Regions from separate parts of the Homo sapiens genome. Here region 1 is linked to region 2. The links are chromatin contacts, found by Hi-C or POLR2A ChIA-PET in ENCODE. All regions are on one chromosome and are shown on one strand. The core of a region is the stretch at or near the end of the contact, and the rest is flanking DNA. Distances in the headings are between cores, read along the strand shown. Region 1 overlaps TMEM38A (transmembrane protein 38A). Region 2 overlaps EPS15L1 (epidermal growth factor receptor pathway substrate 15 like 1).

Region 1 (6,989 bases), core at 2,829-5,328, 210 kb before region 2:
CTGGCCAATATGGTGAAACCCTGTCTCTACTAGAAATACAAAAATTAGCTGGGCGTTGCGGGAGGCGCCTGTAGTCCCAGCTACTAGGGAGGCAGAGGTAGGAGAATCGCTTCAACCCGGGAGGCAGAGGTTGCAGTGAGCTGAGATTGCACCATTGCACTCCAGCCTGGGCGACAGAGTGAGACTCTGTCTCTAAAAAAAAAAAAAAAAAAAAATAGTCAAGAGAGGCCAGGCGTGGTGACTCACACCTGTAATCCCAGCACTTTGGGAGGCTGAGGCCAGAGGATCTCTTGAGCCTAGGAGTTCCAGACCAGCCCTGGGAACATAGTGAAATCTCATCTCTAAAACAACAACAACAATAAAAATTAGCTGGGCGTGATGGCAGGTGTCTGTATTCCCAGCTACTTCTGAGGTGGGAGGACCACTTGAGCCTGGAAGGTTGAGGCTGCAGTGAGCCGTGATCAAGGCACTGCACTCCAGCCTGGGTGACAGAGCAAGACTCTATCTCAATAAATAAACAAATAAGAGTCATGAGAAAGCCTGCTGCTCTCTGCTGTCTACCATATGAGGACACAAGGAGAGGTTGATCATCTGCAAGCCAGAAGAGGGCCCTCATTAGAACTTGACCATGTTAGTGCCCTGATCTCAGACTTCCAGCCTCCAGAACTCTGAGAAATAAATTTGTTGTTTATCAGCCACCTGGTCTACTGGTTTATTGCCACTGCAACAGATTATAGCATCTGCAACAGATTAAGAAATCTGTATATACTAATGATACATTCAACGGGTGGATTTGATCTTCATCCCTCCGTGAGTTCAGCAACCACGGAGGCCTTCTCTGCCACTGAATGGGGGCTGTGTTGGACACATTGTATGGGTTCAAGAAATAACTGTGAATGAATTTATGGGAAATGTGCATCCCTCTGGGTCCTGGTTTTTTTTTGTTGTTGTTGTTTGTTTGAGACGGTGTTTCGCTCTTGTTGCGCAGGCTGGAGTTCAATGGCGCGATCTTGGCTCACTGCAACCTCTGCCTCCTGGGTTTAAGCAATCCTCCTGCCTCAGCCTCCCGACTAGCTAGGATTACAGGCATGGACCACCACGCCCGGCTAATTTTGTATTTTTAGTAGAGACAAGTTTTCTCCATGTTGGTCAGGCTGGTCTCAAACTCCCGACCTCAGGTGATCTGCCCACCTCAGCCTCCCAAAGTGCTGGGATTATAGGTGTGAGCCACGGCGCCCGGCCTTGGGTCCTGGTATTACAATAATGAACAAGACAGGTGAGGTCCCTGCCCTCATGGAATTTACATTCTAGCAAACATAAAGTCATCATGGTTGTGTTGGATCCCCCCAACTTTTTTTTTTTTTTTTTTTGGAGACAAGAGTTTTGCTCTGTCGCCCAGGCTGGAGTGCAGTGGTGTGATCTCGGCTCACTGCAATCTCCGCCTCCTCCTAGGTTCAAGTGATTCTCCTGCCTCAGCCTCCCAAGTAGCTGGGATTACAGGCACCTGCCACCACGCCTAGCTAAGTTTTGTAGTTTTAGTAGACAGGGGGTTTCTCCAAGTTGGCCAAACTGGTCTCGAACTCCTGACCTCAGGTGATCCACCCACCTTGGCCTCCCAAAGTGCTGGGATTACAGGCATGAACCACAGCGCCTGGCCCTGGACACTTTTTTTAAGAGACAGCATCTCGCTCTGTCACCCAGGCTGGAGTGCAGTGATGCAATCATAGCTCACTGCAGCCTCAAACTCCTGGGCTTGAGCCTTCCAAGTAGCTAGGAGTACAGACGTGTGCCACCATGCCTGGCCAATTTTTATACTTTTTTTTTTTTCTTTTTTTGTAAAGATAGGATCTCACTGTGTGGCCCAGGCTGCTCTTGAACTCCTGGCTTCAAATGATCCTCCTGCCTTGGCCTCCCAAAGTGCTGGGATTTCAGGTGTGAGCCACCAGCAGGCCTGCGCATTTCTGGTGACATTGTAACAACAATGACCTTCTCTGTTCCATTTATTAATTGAGAAAGGTGTAGTGCACTCTACTCTGTAAAAGGAATTACGTTCTTCTTAGCTTGGTCAACCTCACAGGGGGAAATAATCATCAATGCCAGAGTTTCTCCTACAAATCCAGGTGAGCGCATCAGTGGGCATTACCATGTTAGAGGCAACTTGGCAATACCAGGGAAATATGAAGCTGTGCATCCCCTGGACCCCAGCAATTCCACTCCTTGCTATTAACCCCAAAGAAACAAGCACCATAAACAAAGACTTAGAGAAGGAAGATGTTTCACTGATACAATGTTGCAACAGGAGAAAAGTGAAATCAACAGTCTCTTAGTAAAGCTGTGGGAAGCCACAAAATGTGGAGTGCCATAGAGTAGCTATTTAAAAGTGAACCAGGCTGGGTGCAGTGGCTCACCCAGCACTTTGGGAGGCCAAGGCAGGCGGATCACTTGAGGTCAGGAGTTTGAGACCAGCCTGGCCGACATGGTGAAACGCTGTCTTTACTAAAAATACAAAAATTAGCCAGGCATGGTGGCAGGTGCCTGTAATCCCAGCTACTCAGGGGGCTGAGGTAGGAGAATCGCTTGAACCCGGGAGGTGGAGGTTGCAGTGAGCCAAGATTGCGCCACTGCACTCCAGCCTGGGCGACAGAGGGAGGCTCCATCTCAGAAACAAACAAACAAACAAACAAACAAAAAGAAAAAGAAAAGTGAACTAGACCTTGATCAGGGTTTTTCAACCTCAGCTCTGTTGACATTTGGGATCAGATCATTTTTTGCTATGGGGGCATTCTGTGCATTATAGCATGTTAAGCAGCATCCCTGGCTTCCACCCACTAGATGACAGTGGCACCACACAGCTGTGACAACCAAGAATGTCTCCAGATATTGCCAAATTTATCCTTTGGGAACAGAATCCCTTCTGGTTGAGAATCTCTGTTTTAGATGTATCAACAAAGACAAGTCCCATAAGCTTACTGCTGAGTGAAAAGGTTGGGCTGCAAAATGATACACTTATGGCCGGGCTCAGTGGCTCACACCTGTAATCTCAACACTTTGGGAGGCCAAGGCAGGTGGATCACTTGAGGTCAGGAGTTCGAGACCAGCCTAGCCAACATGGTGAAACCCCCATCTCTACTAAAAATACAAAAAGTAGCCGGGCGTGGTGGCATGCGCCTGTAATCTCAGCTACTTGGGAAGCTGAGACATGAGAATCACTTGAATTCAGGAGGTGGAGGTTGCAGTGAGCCAAGGTCACACCACTGCACTCCAGCCTGGGCCACAGAGCAAGACTCTGCCTCAAAAAAAAAAAAAAAAAAAATGAGGTTTTTTTGTGATTTTTTTTTAAGCTCATCAGCTATCGTTAGTGTGAGTGTATTTTATGTGAGGCCCAAGATAATTCTTCATCAAACATGGCCCAGGGAAGCCAAAAGATTGGACATCCCTGTTTTAGAGTAAGTAATCAATACACTTGCCCCTCTCCTCGCTATCCCCACCAACTAACAATGTGATCTTGAACAAGCCACTTTTTTCTCTCCACATCTCTTTTTTTAAAAAACAAAGTAGAACGTTGCTTCTTTGTCTAACTCCTGATGAGGACTGGAATGAGCTTTTCCCTCCTCTAACCTCACCCTGGAGTTATGAGCCCAAAATGCAGCTTCTCCCTGCTCTCAAGGTTGTCCTACGTCTTACCATTGACCAAGGTCCTAGGGTATGAGGTAAAATGCTTCAGCTCCTCTCCTAGGGTCTATTTAAAACACAACTGGCTGAGAGTTAATCCCTCAGAGCAGCTGGTGGCCTGTGCAGAGGCCAGGTCGGGTGAGGCACCCATGTTTTGCAGAAATGGATACCTCTGCATCTAAAAATAACTCCCAGGGACTGAATTCTTTCCAGGATCTTTCTTGTGCCCTCTGGGATCATCCCAGGGACCGAGGTTGGGGAGTGGGGGTAGGGACCTAGCGTTTGCATGAGTTACGCTCTGACGGGCAGATGCCCATGTTTGCAGTATGTGTGTGCCCTGCTATAAAAGTCACATGCCGGCTGGGCGCGGTGGCTCACACCCGTAATCCCAGCACTTTCGGAGGCCAAGGCAGGCAGATCACTTGAGCTCAGGAGTTCAAGACCAGCCTGGGCAACATGGCAAAACCTCATCACATGCCTAGCTTCTGGCTCTGCTACTCACTCTAGCATGGCCTTGGGCAAGTGACTGCCTGCCCCCCCAAGCCTTAGTTTGCTTCACTGTCAAAAGACCAAGATGACGGCCAGGCGCAGTGGCTCACACCTGTAATCCCAGCATTCTGGGAGGCCGAGGCAGGTGGATCACTTGAGGTCAGGAGTTTGAGTTTGAGACCAGCCTGGCCAACATGGTGAAACCCCGTCTCCACTAAAAATACAAAAATTAGCTGGGTATGGTGGCGGATGGCTATAATCCCAGCTACTCAGGAGGCTGAGGCAGAATTGCTTGAACCCAGGAGGCGGAAATTGCAGTGAGCCAAGATCGTGCCACTGCACTCCAGCCTGAGTGACAGAGTGAGACTCCGCCTCAAAAAAAAAAAAAAAAAAAAAAGCCCAGGTCCTTTCCCCTTTCCATACTCCTTGGTTTCTCTTGATGGGTTTGGGACAGCCCCATGAAGCCAATAGGTTTTCAACTGCCGCATGCCATGAACACATTCCCCTCTGACTGGGTGAGCTTAGGCTAGTCCCTCCCTTCCCTGGGCCTCAGTTTGCCCATATGTAGGAGGGGGAGGCGGTCTAGGGTGACCAACTATCCCCCTTTGCCTGGGTCCCAGGGGTTTCCTGGGACATGGGACTTTCTTTTATTCTTTTTTTGAGATGGGGTCTTGCTCTGTCGCCCAGGCTGGAGTGTAGTGGTGCGATCTTGGCTTGATGCAACCTCCACCTCCCGGGTTCAAGTGATTCTCCTGCCTCAGCCTCCCGAGTACCTGGGATTACAGGCACCCGCCACCAGGCCCGGCTAACTTTTGTATTTTTAGTAGAGATGGGATTTCTCCATGTTGGCCAGGCTGGTCTCAAACTCCTGACCTCAGGTGATCCACCTTCCTCGGCCTCCCAGAGTGCTGGGATTACAGGCATGAGCCCCCGCACCCGGCTGGACATGGGACTTTCGATGCTCATCTTGGGAAAGCCTGGACAAGGTGACCACACCAGATCTATATCAGTCATTTCCAAAGATGCCTGTGAGGGTGAAAAAGAGATTGCTTAGCGCCTAGCAACGACGCAAGAGGTATTTCTGGAACAGTGCGGAAATGGAAAGTACCTGTGGGTGGAAATTTCAGTAGATGGATTTTTTAAAAATCAGCTCTGCCTCGGCTGGGCACGGTAGCTCATGCCTGTAATCCCAGCTACTCCGGCAGCTGAGGCAGGAGAATCGCTTGAACCTGGGAGGCGGAGGTTGCAGTGAGTCGAGATCATGCCACTGCACTCCAACCTGGGAAATAGGAGCAAAACTCTGTCTCAAAAAAAAAAAAAAACAAAAAACAGGCCGGGCGCAGTGGCTGATGCCTGTAATCCCAGCACTTTGGGAGACCGAGGCGGGTGGATCACAAGGTCAGGAATTCGAGATCAGCCTGGCCAATAGAATGAAACCCCATCTCTATTAAAAATACAAAAATCAGCTGGGCGTGGTGACAGGCACCTGTAGTCCCAGCTACTCGGGAGGCTGAGGCAGGAGAATCGCTTGAACCCATGAGGCGGAGGTTGCGGTGAGCTGAGATCGCGCCACTGCACTCCAACCTGGGCGATAATAGCGAAACTCTGTCTCAAAAAAATAAAATAATAAAATAAAAATAAATAAATAAATAAACAAACAGAAAAAAATCAGCTCTGCCTCAGAAGAGAGGAAAAAGCTTTGGGTCCCTAAGTCCTGGTCTGCAATGGACTCTGTGACTTTCCCTTTTCAGGGGTCAATGCCTCATTTGCAGATGACTGGGTGGTACTAGAAGGGTCCCCAGGGCACTCTAGCACTGTGCTATTCAGTCAGAGGTGTATGAAGCATGGGGTACTGACCGAGTCTCTCAGTGACTCTAGGACCAGTCTTCTCCTCCTGAGCTTTTGAGCTCAGCATTCTGCCTCAGTTTCCTCCCCTGTTAAATGGAGATAGCAGCCTCTCCCTCACAAGGTGGAGCAGGAGTCAACAGCCTCCTGCCCTCAAAAAGCTTGTAGTTCAAACCAGAGATCTCAAATCAGGGATCAAAGAATGGTTTTCTTTGGTCCTAACAGCATATGAAAAATGTTAAAACTTGTCTGGGTGTGGTGGCTCACACCTGTAATCCCAGCACTTTGGGAGGCTGAGGCGGGTGGATCACTTGAGGTCAGGAGTTCAAGACTAGCCTGGCCAACATGGTGAAACCCTGTCTCTACTAAAAACACAAAAATTAGCTGGGCATGGTGGCGGGCACCTGTAATCCTAGCTACTCAGGAGGCTGAGGCAGGAGAATTGCTTGAACCAGTGAGCCGGAGGTTGCAGTGAGCCGAGATCACACCACTGCACTCCAGCCTGGCAACAGAGTGACTCCGTCTCAAAAAAAAAAAAAAAAAGTTAAAACTGCAACCAAGATGTCCTGCAGGGAGTGAGTGGATAAACAAACCATGAAACATCCTTACTATGAAATACTATTTGGCCGGGTGCAGTGGCTCACGCCTGTAATCCCAACACTTTGGGAGGCCAAGGCGGGCAGATCACCTGAGGTCGGGAGTTCGAGACCAGCCTGGCCAACATGGAGAAACCCCATCTCTACTAAAAATACAAAAAATTAGCCAGGCGTGGTGGCACATGCTTGTAATCCTAGCTGCTTAGGAGGCTGACACAGGAGAATCACTTGAACCTGGGAGGCAGAGGTTGCAGTGAGCCAAGATCAAACCATTGCACTCCAGCCTGGGTAACAAGAGCAAAGTCCATTTCAAAAAAAAAAAAAAGAAAGAAAAAGAAAAAAGAAAGAAATATTATCCAGTGAGCTATCAAGACATGAAAAGACATG
Region 2 (7,250 bases), core at 4,453-6,952:
GCTGTGGCTCATGCCTATAATCCCAGCACTTTAGGAGGCTGAGGTGGATGGATTGCTTGAGGCCAGGAGCTCGAGACCAGCCTGGCCAACATAGCAAAACCCTGTCTGTACTAAAAATACAAAAGTTAGCCAGGCATAGTGGCAAACGCCTATAATCCCAGCAACTTGGGAGGCTGAGGCACAAGAATCGCTTGAAACCAGGCGGCGGAGGTTGCAGTGAGCTGAGATCGCGCCACTGCACCCCAGCCTGGGCAACAGGGTGAGACTCAGTCTCAAAAAAAGTCAGCTTTGATGACCTTAGTAAGCCCTGAATCGACTCCACCTAACCTTGCTGGGTCCCTTTCCTGCACTTCTGGCTCTTGGCAACACTTTCTAGCCTCAGCATCCTTAGCTGTGTTGCTCCGGTTGCTAGAACATCACTGTGAGCTCCTGCCGTATGCTGCCTGCCCTGAAGGACGGTCTTTGAGGCCTCCCCTGTGTTGTCCTCCCTTAGCCCCACCCGAATGAGAGTTCTCTCCCTTGTACCTTCCGTGGGTCCCTTTTGTGACCGCTGTACCTAGGAAGCGCGTGGTAACTGGGCTCAGTGATGAGGAGAGACTGCCCTGGGCCCAAAGAGCTACACCTTCCTCCTTTCCCCCTTGTTATGTGTTCTTCATCCAGGAGCTTTTGCTGTATTTCAGTAGGTGCCTCCATTCTAGGAGGCTTTTATTCCCCTTTTACAAGTGAGGAAACCAAGACCCACAGAAATAGAGTAACTTGCTGAAGTCTCATAGTTGGTGGGCGCAGAGCTGAGGTCACACCTGCGTCCTCCTGCCGCAGAGCCCTGCTGTTCCAGATGGCCTGCTGGGCACCTCTCCCAGAGCAGCACCCGGCCAGTGTGTCTGGAATGAATGCTGAGTGGCTCGGACACTTACTTGTCCTCTTGTCCCTTGTTTCTTTTCTTCCTCTGAAATAAGTGCTAGTCTATCTTAGTAGAATGCTAATGGCAATGCAGTCTAAATTGATGAGAACGAAGTTTTAGAGTAAAATCCACTCCTGAAAGATCCAGAATTCCCTGACTGTCACTTATTGACCTGCACTGGCCTGTTTTTTTTTTGTTTTTGTTGTTGTTGTTGTTTTTTCGACTAAATAGATTCTCCCTGGGCAAGACCCCTCCACCTCCATTCTGAACTTTAAAACAACTTTCCAGGCCGGGTGCAGTGGCTGACGCCTGTAATCCTAGCACTTTGGGAGGCTGAGGCAGGTGGATCACCTGAGGTCAGGAGTTTGAGACCAGCCTGGCCAACATGGTGAAACCTCATCTCTACTAAAAATACAAAACATTAGCCTGGCGTCCTGGCGGACGCCTGTAATCCCGGCCACTCGGGACCCTGAGGCAGGAGAATCACTTGAACCCAGGAGGCGGAGGTTGCAGTGAGCCAAGATCACTCCACTGCACACTCCAGCCTGGGCAACAAAGTGACACTACGTCTCAAAAAAAAAAAAAAGAAAAGAAAAGCAGGCACCATCAGGTGCAGTGGTGCCTGCTTTTCAATGTTTAGGTCCTTAGATGTTTGTTTGGATTCCCAGATATTCCTTCACTGCCCTCAGTCCTGCAAATACTTTCTGTACCTTAGTTTTCTCATCTGCAGAATGGTACTGTGGACTCGCTTGACCTGCTTTGTCACAGTAGAGTGTCAGGACCCTGCCGTGTGACGCATGTGCTCTCAGTGCTTTCCTTTTTTTTTTTTTTTTGAGACAGAGTTTCACTCTTGTCACCCAGGATGGAGTGCAATGGCGCTGTCTTGGCTCACTGCAACCTCTGCCTCCTGGATTCAAGCGATTCTCCTGTCTCAGCCTCCTGAGTAGCTGGGATTACAGGCGCCCACTACCACACCCAGCTAATTTTTGTATTTTTAGTAGAGATGGAGTTTCACTATGTTGCCTAGGCTGGTCTCGAACTCCTGACCTCAAGTGATCTGTCTGCCTCAGCCTCCCAAAGTGCTGGGATTACAGGCAGGAGGCACCGCGCCTGGCCCTCATGCCTGCCTTTTGTAGATCACACTGTTCGTTCAGTGAGTATTTATTTGGCATCTTCTTTTTGCTGGACACTTTCTGGGCAGTGGATGGAACAGTGAATCTGAAGGCAGTGCCGCCTCACGGGGCTGACATCGTTGGGAGGGGCCCAGATATAAAGAAATGAGCCCAATGTGTAGTGCATTCGGTGGGGATTGATGCTGTGAGATGAGTAGAGCAGGGCAGGTTCCGATCTGATGATGGAGGTCAGGAAAGGTCTCACCACCAGGCTGGAAGGACTGAGTAAAGAAAACATCATAGATTGCCTGGTTCATCCTCCCGGTCACTCTGGCCAGTATTATCTTCAGTGTATAGGGGCAAGAGGGGCAGATCACTGGAGGCCAGGAAGGGCAGATCACTGGAGGTCGAGAGTTCAAGACCAGCCTGGCCAACATGCTGAAACCCTGTCTCTACTAAAATACAAAAATTAGCCAGGCGTGGTGGCACATGCCTGTAGTCCCAGCTCCTCAGGAGGCTGAGGCAGGAGAATTGCTTGGACCTGAGAGGTGGAGGTTGCAGTGAGCCGAGATTGCACCACTGTACTCCAGCCTGGGTGACAGAGCAAGACTCTGTCTCAAAAAAAAAAAAAAAAAAAATAGATAAAGTGAGGCCAGAGATTGTTACGTCCCTTGCCCAAGTTTGTACCCAGTGAGCTCAGGCAGACATGGCTTTTCTGACACAGGTTCAGGCCTCTTCATTGCACCATAGTTTCTTGTCTTGGAAAGTTATTTTTTTGTTTGTTTGTTTTTAAGTTTATGACATCTCCTAACCTCATTTGTTTTTATACCTAGTTATTAGATATCATGTAGTCTGAGTTTTTATTTTATTACTTTAATCTCATCTCATTAAAAGGTAGAGAGGGACATGGAAAGGCCTGCTTATTGTCTTCCTTTTTCCTTTAGAGACAGGCTCTTGCTCTATTGCCTACGCTGGAGTACAGTGGTGCAATCAAAGCTCATTGCAGCCTCGACTCTTGGCCTCAAGTGAGCCTCCCACCTCAGCCTCTCAAGGAACTGAGACTACAGGCATGCAACACCACACCTGGCTAATTTTTAATTTTTTTGTAGAGACAGGATCTTGCTATGTTGCCCAGGCTGGTTTCGAACTCCTGACCTCAAGTGATCCTCCTGCCTCTGCCTCCAAAGCGCTGAGATTACAGGTGTGAGCCACCACTCCCAGCCAGTTGTCTTTAGGAGAATCCAAAGGTTTCCCTGCCAGAGTGGTAATCAGTGCTCCTGGCCCATGCAGAATTGAGTTGTCCAGGCCCGGCCCACAGCAGAGGCTCAGGTCACGGGTGGTCCAAGCTGCAGGAGGGGCAGATGACTGGCTTCCATTTGGGTGTTGGACATGGTTGTATGGAGGAGAGGGCGTGTTTGGTGTAGGCCAAGCTTGTCCAACCCATGGCTGCATGTGGCCCAGGATGGCTTTGAATGCAGCCCAACACAAATTTGTAAACTTTCCTAAAACATTATGAGGTTTTCTTGTGAATTTTTTTTTTTTTTTTGAGACTAAGTCTCGCTCTGTTGCCCAGGCTGGAGTGCAGTGGTGCAATTTCGGCTCACTGCAAGCTCCGCCTCCTGGGTTCATGCCATTCTACTGCCTCAGCCTCCTGCGTAGCTGGGACTACAGGCACCCGCCACCACACCTGGCTAATTTTTTGTATTTTTAGTAGAGACGGGGTTTCACTGGTTAGGCAGGATGGTCTCGATCTGACCTTGTGATCTGCCCGCCTTGGCCTCCCAAAGTGCTGGGATTACAGGCGTGAGCCACCATGCCCACCCGTGAATTTTTTAAAGCTCATCAGCTATCATTAGTGTTAGTGTTAGTGTTAGTGTTAGTGTTAGTGTTAGTGTATTTTATGTGTGGCCCAAGACAATTCTAGTGTGGCCCAGGGAAGCCAAAAGATTGGACACCCCTGGTCTAGGCCATGGGGAATAGCCTTTCACACGGAGGCAAAGAGGACTGAGCCAGAGCTGAGAGGCTGCAGGTCTAGGTCAAAGGGCCAAAACATGCGGCTGGGACTTTGGGGTTCATGTCCTTCCTTTAATTTAGGCAGCTCAGGGATGAGAGGAGGAAGGTCTTTTGGTAAATAAGACGTGAGAGTTTGTGTCTGGGCTACAAATCGGCCGAACTGACAGGATGTCTGCTTGCCGAGAGAGTGGCCAGTGGCTGGTGGGGGCTGAGGAGCTGAGACCTGCCCACTGTCCTTCGCGCTGGACTGGGTTTTACCGCTGGTCAGAGTGGTGGCCCTGAAGTTTGCTCCTGCATGGAGTGCAGACCATTAGCTCTTAAAGCTTCTTTGGGCTTTTCCCTTCATAGGAGTCCCAGCTCTTGATACTACAAGCTTTGGGGTGAAAGTAAAGGTCACAGATGACCACAGACATTTGTCTCGGATTTCCATCTGCACTGCCTGTGGTGTGGAATGTAGACCTGATAACAGAATCTGTTTACTGACTGCCTGCAGGTCAGGCTGACATAAAGTCACTTCTCCTCCTCTTGGGCACACCAGCCAGGCTGGATCAGGCGCTGCTACCGGCAGCTGACAGCACACCTGCTCCCCGTGTTTCCCAGGCCTGCAGTCCTCATTCCCTCTGCTCTGTGGCCCCCTGGCCCCTCTTTCTGTCATCTGCGCAGGCGATCCTTCATCTTGCCTCAAGGCGTTTGCATCTGCTATTCCCTCTCTCTGGAATGCTCTTTCCAAACCCTTCATCCTCTGGTGAATCCCTACACCTTTTCATATCAGCTGGGGCATCACTTCCTCAGGGAAGCCTTTCCTGACAAACTGGCCCAGCATCTCTGTTACCACTGGTGGAGATGGACACCTTTTCCATTTAGCCGTTTATAATTTTCTCTTTGCGGGGTTGATTGATGGTCTGTCTTCCCCAACCACCTAGACTAGGTCCACAAGGGCAGAGACTGTGCCTGTTTTATTCATCCTTGTTTGCCAGGCTGCAGCTGGCACTCAGGTGCTCAACAATCATCTGTTGAGGGAAGAGTAGCATGGGCCACATTATGAGAGGCAGTAGGGAGCTATGGCAGGTTCTTGAGGAGTGACACCTTTAGATGATCTGGCTGCTTACACAGGGAGTGCTTGGAGCTGGGTTCTAGCTCCGAGACAGTCTCTGTGATATGGGCATGAAGTGATCAAGAGGAACCTGGCCTGAGGTTGTTTCAGGAAGAGTAGAAAGGGCTGGGGGTGAAAGGAATATGTGGGGTAGCTGTTTGGACAGGTGAGGGTCTAGGTGGGAGAGGAAGCAGGGGGAAGAAGCAGGCATAGTGTCTGCAACCGTCAGGTTGAGGCCACCTTCAGGGAGCCAGGACAGCAGCAGTGGGAGTGCCTGGTGGGCAGAGCCTGGTGGGCTGTGGCTGTGTCAGTTGAGTCAAAACCCATCACTTTGCAGGAAACCCTCCAAGCCACGTGAGACCCCACATTTAGGTACAGTCAAAAAGAAGACCAGCTCTGGGGCTGGGGCACCATGAGATTCTGTCTGCTGAGCTACTGTGTGCTGTCTTGGGACCAAGATAAATAAAACCGAGCCCCACCCTCCAGGTCAGCTCAACTGCAGCTGGGCACCCAGGCACACAGAAAATTAGGACATAGTGTGACACACTCGTGGAAGTCAGGTGGCACCCACAGCGGTGGGATGAATCACCTCCACTGGGCTGGGAATAAAGGACAGGAGGAAGAGGGCGCCTGTGCCTCCTTTTGTCTTTTCCCTCCTCTGTTCCAACAGGCCTGGAGGAAGCAGCTGGGTGCAGCCTCTCTGACTGGCTGTACACTGCGTGGACCAGTGTCCTGCCCCCACCCTTTGCACAGGCCCTGTCTCCCACCACCATCTTCACAGCTTCCTGGCCCCCTCTCTGCCTTCTCAGAGTCCCACTTCCCTGATTCTTTGTTTTACTTTATTTTTTCTTGAGGTGGAGTCCCGCTTTGTCACCCAGGCTGGAGTGTAATGGCATGATCTTGGCTCACTGCAGCTTCCGCCATCTGGGCTCAAGCAATTCTGCCTCAGCCTCCCAAGTAGCTGGGATTACAGGTGCACACCACCAAGCCTGGCTAATTTTTTTGTATTTTTGTATTTTTAGTAGAGACAGGGTTTCACCATGTTGGCCAGGCTGGTCTCGAACTCCTGGCCTCTAGTGATCCACCCACCTTGGCCCCCCAAAGTGCTGGGATTACAGGTGTGAGCCACCATGCCCTCCCCCCCACTTCCCTGATTCTGGTAACCTGGTCTCCCAGAACAGGTGGCAACGGGACCCCAGCCCTGGTGGTACCCTGACTGCCCTCACCAGTGAGTGGGCCCAGGCAGGCAGCTCTGGGCCCTGGGGAGAGATTTGGGGCACAGGTCTGATGCAGGAGTGAGGGAATGTTGTGGGACCAACAATGGTGCCATTGTCCCTGTGCTTGTTTCTAGATGAGGAAACTGAGAGGGAGAGAGGTAAAACAACTGGTCAGACCCCCATGGAGAACAGGCGTCTGAATCAGACCATGGGCTCCAAAGCCACCATTTTGTCCTATGATTGCCACACCATGGGCTCCGGGAGGGTCGAGGAGCTCTGTCTTTCCTGCTCCCTGCTGGGTTCCCAGCCCCTGAAATCTGGGCTCCTGGCACATAGTAGGCTGGTGATATCTGTTGATTGGAGGCTGGGTACTTGGAACAGCAGCCAGGAGCGCAGTCTGTCTCTCCAGCTGTCTTTGAGGGTAGTTGACAGAAGGGAACGTTTTGTCTCTTGGGTGAAGAAACAGGCACAGGGCCCAGAGCCGCCTGCTCGAGCCCACTGGCCGGTGACAGCAGTCAGGGCACCACCAGGGCTGGGGCCCTGCTACCTCCTCACCTCCGCTCATCAGAGGGTGAGGAAAGGGCTTTCCTCTTGTGTAAGTGACATCAACAAGTGTGCCTCTGTCATTACGCCAATCTGTAGAAAACTGGCTTTTCTTTCTTTCTTTCTTTCTTTTTTTTGAGACAGAGTCTCACTCTGTGACCCAGGCTGGAGTGCAGTGGCGCGATCTCAGCTCACCGCAACCTTTGCCTCTTGGGTTCAAGTGATTTTCCAGCCTCAGCCCTCCGAGTAGCTGGGACCACACGTGTATGCCACCACACCCTGCCAATTTTTGTATTTTTTGTAGAGATGGGGTTTCTCCATGTTGCCTAGGCCAGTTTCGAACTCCTGAGCTCAAAGCGATCCACCTGCCT

The links. Hi-C counts contacts between places; a loop is a spot of excess contacts on that map. ChIA-PET counts read pairs that join two places held with the same protein, here RNA polymerase II (POLR2A). Pooled maps may share reads with other maps.
Region 1: a pooled map of gastrocnemius medialis shows a loop between it and region 2 (2.6-fold over the local background). The contact joins two enhancer-like sites. A Hi-C loop is called at or near these places in 5 of 168 maps with a recorded cell type or tissue (B cell, CD4-positive, alpha-beta memory T cell, CD8-positive, alpha-beta T cell and 2 more), 3 of 37 single-sample maps with no recorded cell type and 17 of 50 pooled maps. POLR2A ChIA-PET finds 5 or more read pairs at or near these places in 4 of 52 experiments (BJ, HepG2, K562 and 1 more).

What each region holds. Positions count from the first base shown.
Region 1 is chr19:16,668,771-16,675,759 of GRCh38, reverse strand. The region is part of intron 1 of TMEM38A (transmembrane protein 38A); the gene reads right to left. Among named protein-coding and RNA genes, the nearest start is that of TMEM38A, 11 kb to the right of the region's middle. Within about 2 kb of position 4,078, at least 4 of the 41 ENCODE cell types and tissues checked have a DNase peak (open chromatin) inside an H3K27ac peak, as active enhancers do; they include gastrocnemius medialis, where a contact is called at or near this core.
Region 2 is chr19:16,461,388-16,468,637 of GRCh38, reverse strand. The region is part of intron 1 of EPS15L1 (epidermal growth factor receptor pathway substrate 15 like 1); the gene reads left to right. Among named protein-coding and RNA genes, the nearest start is that of EPS15L1, 7.0 kb to the left of the region's middle. RefSeq lists enhancers at 3,038-3,962, 5,673-6,340, 6,341-7,008. Within about 2 kb of position 5,702, at least 8 of the 41 ENCODE cell types and tissues checked have a DNase peak (open chromatin) inside an H3K27ac peak, as active enhancers do; they include gastrocnemius medialis, where a contact is called at or near this core.